Linked DNA regions of Homo sapiens: region 1 is linked to region 2. A link is a loop called in an ENCODE intact Hi-C map of the cell type or tissue named here. Cell type or tissue: Calu3. All regions are shown on one strand. Links, peaks and the distances in the headings refer to the core of each region. The heading gives the core; the rest is flanking DNA. Region 1 has its middle 120 kb from the start of NBEA. Region 2 has its middle 110 kb from the start of LINC00457.

The links. Peaks named below come from ENCODE experiments on the same cell type or tissue, not always from the same donor. Only the 100,000 strongest peaks of a DNase experiment are listed, where the experiment ranks them.
Region 1: it touches region 2 in a loop (8-fold over the local background); 1 of 110 quality-filtered maps calls a loop at or near these places.

Annotation. Positions count from the first base shown.
Region 1 is chr13:34,825,434-34,828,351 of GRCh38, forward strand. No RefSeq gene overlaps it. Among named protein-coding and RNA genes, the nearest start is that of NBEA, 120 kb to the right of the region's middle. In Calu3, for the core only: no CTCF peak of the experiment used is centred there; no DNase peak of the experiment used is centred there.
Region 2 is chr13:34,746,543-34,749,460 of GRCh38, forward strand. No RefSeq gene overlaps it. Among named protein-coding and RNA genes, the nearest start is that of LINC00457, 110 kb to the left of the region's middle. In Calu3, for the core only: no CTCF peak of the experiment used is centred there; a DNase peak (open chromatin) is centred at 1,799.

The sequences.
Region 1 (2,918 bases), core at 123-2,622, 79 kb after region 2:
ATAAATAAACCAACAAACAAAAGAGATTATTGCAGAAAGCATGATTAAGAAAATAAGCAGAGGTAATATGGAATGAATATGAGTGAATCTTAAAGTGCTAGGGAGGGAGTGGAAAGCAGGAAAGATAGCAGAAGCCTTCTCCTGCAGGACAGCCAGCTCAGGACTCTATATTTCATTTTATGGGCAATCAAAAGTTCAAAGAAGTTGAGAAGTTAAATAAATTGCCCAAAGTCCTACAGCTAATAAATTCTACAGGCCAGGCTAGAATCCCATATCATTGTCTGTCATTACTATATAGATTTTCTTTTCAACTGAAACATTGGAATAAGGTACATGTTTATTTTTATTTTATTTTATTTTTTTTTTTTTGAGACAGAGTTTTGCTCTTGTTACACAGGCTGGAGTGCAATGGCGCAATCTCAGCTCACTGCAATCTCTGAGACTACCTCAGCCTCCCGAGTAGCTGGGATTACAGGCATGCGCCACCACACCCGGCTAATTGTGTATTTTTAGTAGAGACAGGGTTTCTCCATGATGGTCAGGCTGATCTTGAACTCCCGACCTCAGGTGATCTGCCTGCCTCAGCCTCCCAAAGTGCTGGGATTACAGGCGTGAGCCACTCCGCCCAGCCGGTGCATGTTTATTAAACACGACCATTAGAACACTGATCTTCTCCATTTGCTGCCATAACGCTCCCCAGAATCAACTCTGTGAGTGGCTAGAGGACATCTTACTCTTCTACTTACCCACACTCATTCTATCCTCAGCTCTGCCACTGGTGTTCCTCTTTGTTGAAAGAGATTTTCTACAAGTAAAGAATAAAATAGTATTGACTCTAAAAAGAAATGTTATACTTCCTTGTAGCCTAGCTTTAAAATAAACAACTTCTATTCCATACAACATAAAAAAAATACAAACTGAGTAAGTAATAACAGACAAAAATACAGAAGAGTTCTGTCAAACAATAGGGATGCTGTTTTTTCTGACCTTTGCTTTCCACTGAGGTCATGTGCAGCTTACATAAATATTACGTGAAACTTGTTTTGCAAAGAATCACTGTCTATGATGATTTATAAAGACAGAAGTCTGCTGGCAAATCTACCTTTTAACATATTACAAGCTTTTCTAGCAAGAGGAAGAAAGTGACCCTTTCTTGCTAAGCAAATGGGCATATCCTTTCATGTAGGATTAAGACCTTAACGCAGCTAATGTGTGCAGTTCAGATTTATCAAAGCTTCTTTATGAAAGAATGTGTCAGGTGACAACATGTGTTGCAATCCAGTTGAAAATCCAAGCTTTATTGGTTAAATGAGCAAGAATAGGTTATGACACAAAGTTTATATCAGGAAAAAAAAGTTCTTTCCCTTTAAAACATTCTCATTTAATCTTTTGCAATAAAGAGCTGTTGTATAATTAAATAGTAAATAGACATTCTTAGCCTTTAAAATGTTTTATGAAAAGTGGCCAATTTTGCTTAATATATTTGCTCCATCAACAAATAGTTGCTGAACAACTATTATGTGCAAAGCCCTTTAATAGGTGCTATTAAAATTGTAATGTGTCATTGTGAAGTTGAACATTTTCTTACAGATTGGTCTGGTATAATAAAAAACACCCTATGTGAAAATATTTCACGGGCTTTAGGAAAGTTTTAACTTATTAAGAGTCCCATAATTACTGCCAGGGGGCCTCTTATGGTTGTCACTTAGAATTGACCTCAGATAATAACACTTCATAAATACACTACTTAATGTAAGACAGCGGGAAGTAAAAAGAACTTTTCATGGATTTGCTTTGCGCAGGATCATCTTCCATCTCTCTTATATCTCCTCCGCTTCCTTTTTAGTTATTCCATAGTCAACACATTTTTGTTATGTGTCAGGCACTGTGCTTGATGTTGAAAATACAAAGGCGAACAAGAAAGACAAGATTGCTGCTGTGTGAAGTTTACAATCTGGTTGGGGAGATAAACAAATGATGCAGTAACATGAAGTTCACAAGCATTGTGACAGGGAACACAAAGATCACCATTAGGGCACAGAGCAGAGGCATCAAAACCCAGTCTCCAGCATAGCACTGGGAGACGGAAAAGGGGAAATGCAGGAAAAACATCCCAGAGGAAGAAATATTTATCTCACCCCTCAAAAATTCCCCAAATTCTCATCATCACTAGGGGAAGAGCCCAGATTTTGAGCACAGGTTTTGAAGCCAGTTCCATCTGACTCCTCTATATCATACTGCTGGGCACTCCGTTGCCCCTGGATGGGTCATTCTTGAATTGGTCTTACTTCCTTAAATCCATGACTTTATGAGCCTGAGGGAGCCCCAAGGAAGGTGCTACCCCAAGCTGTAATGTTATCGCCACCACTCCATTTGGTTGCTTTGGTTTTAGGAGTGAATCTCAATTTCTATTGAGACTGGAGTACTCTCCTAACCCCAAGTAGTTTTTCCAGGATCCCAATTCATTGGCCTAGCTCTTACAAATTCTCCCACTCCCATCCTCACTCTTCCCAGGGATCAAAGGGCTCAGCCCTCAGAACTTCCACTGCAAGATGGAGTCCTATTCTATCATAAGATTTGCCTCTCATTTCACCTCACCCTCAAATTGAACCCCCAGAAAACATCATTTCCTGGGGAAGGTACCCACATCTCAACTACTGCTGGCTAACTGCCAGTTGTCTTCTCACTTAGGGTGGGAGTGTGTGTCCATTAAGATTCTTTGGTTGCTTACAACAAAAATCATTTTGAGCTTCTTTAGTGGAAGAAAAATTAAGCACACTGGGAAAAAAGTTGAGTAGTTCACAGAGCTAAAAGAAAATCTAACGTTTCAAAAATCAGAAGGCCAAAAACCAGAGCTGTCCTGGGCATTGAGGTAGCAGAAATGAAGGGGAAAGCTCTCGAGGAGGCCACTACTGAGG
Region 2 (2,918 bases), core at 296-2,795:
ATTAGCTTAATAACTAACTTCCTGAATTCTTTTTTGGGTAAATCAGAGATTTCTTCTAGGTTTGGATCCATTGCTAGTAAACTGGTGTGATTTGGGGGGGGGGGGTGTTGATGAGTCTTGTTTTGTTGGTTTTCTGGTTCCTTCTCATTTGGGTAGGCTCTGTCAGAGTGAAAGTCTAGGGCTGAAGGCTGTTACTCAGATTTTTTTGTCCCACAGAGTGTTCCCTTGATGTAGTACTCTCCCTCTTTTCCTGTGGATGTGGCTTCCTGTGATCCGAACTGCAGTAATTGTTGTCTCTCTTCTGGGTCTAGCTACTCAGTGAGTCTACCCAGCTCTAGACTGGTGCTGGAGGTTGTCTGCACAGAGTCCTATGATATGAACCATCTATGGGTCTCTTAGCTTTGAATACCAGCACCCGTTCCGGTGGAGGTGGCAGGGTGTGCAGTGGACTCCATGAGGGTCCTTAGCTTTGGTGGTTTAATGCTCTATTTTTGTGCTGGTTGGCCTCCTGCCAGGAGGTGGTGCTTTCCATAAAGCATCAACTATAGTAATGTGGAGTGGGACCTGCGGTGGGCAGGGCCCTAGAACTCCCAAGATTATACGCCCTTTGTCTTCCACTACCAGGGTGGGTAGGGAAGGACCATCACGTGGGGGAGGCGTTAGGCATGTCTGAGCTCACTCTCCTTGGATGAGACTTGCTGCAGCCGCTGTGGGGGATGAAGGAGAGATTCCCAGGTCACTAGAGTTGTGTACTTCAGAGGATTATGGCTGCCTCTGCTGAGTCATGCAGGTTGTCAGGGAAGTGGGGGAAAGCCAGCAGTCACAGGCCTCACCCAGCTCCCATGCAAGCTAAAGGTCTGGTCTCACTCCCACTGTGCCCCCTCAACACCCCTAGTCTGTTTCCAGACAGAGGTCAAGAGGGTCTTGAAAACTTGCCTGAGGCTGTCTGGACCCCAGCTGTGAAAGAAAAGGGCTTTGGTTTATCCCCCCGCCTGTGAAGTCTGCAAGCAGGATTCATGCCCTCCCCTGAGTTCTGGCCAGGAAGATTCTTGCCCTGTTCAAATTGTTACAAATTCAGCTACAGAATTCCTTATCCCTTTGGAGTTTTGCCCCAAGCTCCTCTGGCCACCATCCTGATAGATCCCTGTGGTGCCGGGCAGGAATGGGCTGCCTGGGGACCCAGTGAGCTCCCAGGGCCTTTCTGCTGCTTCCTCTACTGCTGTATTTCATTTGGCTTGGCTCGCTACCTTGACTGAGCTCAAGGTAAAGTCAGAAACCTCTCCCACAAACAGATCTTCATCTTCTCCAGTGGGGGTGTGTGTCCAGGAGAAGCGGGTCTCCCTTTCCCACTTCCACAGTTGGGGCACTCACAGTATTTGGGGTGTCTCCCAGGCCCTACAGGAGCAGTCTGCTTCCTTCAGAGGTTCTGTGGGTCCTCTCAGGATTCCTGGTTTGTTCTTGCAGTTGATCTGGAGCTAAAATTCACAATGCAAGCCTTCGCATGCTGCTCTATCCAGAGCTGCAATCTAGTCCTGCCTCCCATCCTCCATGATCCCCTAATCTTTGCATCGTCTTTTTTTTTTTTAGACATAGCACAGAAAAATGCTTGTTTACTTGGCAGGCACCCTGGTAGCCAGATAGAAGTGCTTGGGCTGAGCCAAGTGCCTTGGTTACAAGTACGTCATCAGCCACAATTAAACCAGGAAATACAGGGCTCTCAGGAAGTACACTCGATAACGAAGCCTCAGTGAGCCAAAATTAGCCAATAATCAGCGCTACTCTTCATCCTGAAATGATGCAACCATATTTTACAAGGCAGTCCAGTAGTGGAAGACAGGCCTGAGGGACACACTAGACCCCTTGTCTAGCTTTGTCACCAGCTCACATGATTTTAGACAACCAGGGTTAAATGCCTTCCCAGTGTTTCAGCTTCTCTTTTGCAAAGTCTCAAATCTAGCCATCAGTGGCAGGATTTATAAGTTCATATGAGTGGCAAATTTATTGGACAATGACCTCTTTAATGCCAGGAACATTGTTTTCTTCTTTACATACACTGAGCACAATGCTTGGTGCAGTAGCCATTGAACTATTATTTGCTAAAAATTAACAGTCAGAAAACTAAATGATTAATGAGACCTATTAGTCATTAGCTGTTTGGACAAGCTTTCTGGTTGTCCATTGATACTATTAAGCACTGGGCTAGGAATGACTAGCCTAAGATCACTTATAGAGTCACATGGAAAAGTCTGGGGTGGCATTCTAGCCACAGAGCTATGCAGCCTGCCCAAACAGGGCTGTCTCCGTAACACATGCTCTCCTCCTACCAAACCAAAAAGAAAAGCAGCTTGGTTAGAGTCTTAAGATTCCAAGGCCCACTTATTTCTGGTTACTTGCTTTTGGCAGGCACTGCATAGATATCAAAGAAGCAGTGCTGAAATTGAAGAGATTTATCATTTTCATTCCTAGAAAGTTCATAGGAATCATCATGTCTTGTGGTACATGAGTACAGCTGGAATTCTTTGTATCCTAAAGAGGAGAAACACACAGGTGACCAAGGTACTGAGGCACCATTCCGAGAGAACTATAGAATCTTGTTTCTGTCCTCTAGTGATTTGCAATCTAATGTCTTCATGACTCTTTAAGGAAAGAACACCTACGGTTAGCATTAAGATACTGTTAACGAGCATGTAGGGAAGCATAGGTTCTGAAGTGAAAAGAACTGGTCTTACTAGTTTTGTGACCTCGGGCATATAACTTCGTCTCTATGGGCCGCAATTATCATAGCAGTTCCCATCTCTCAGCTTTCCTGTAAGACGCAGATGAAATCACGTATGTTCAGAGAGGCACTGCAAACTATAACACACATTATACTTGCTAGTCATTATTGTTTTATAGATACTTCTTTCTGCATATCCAAA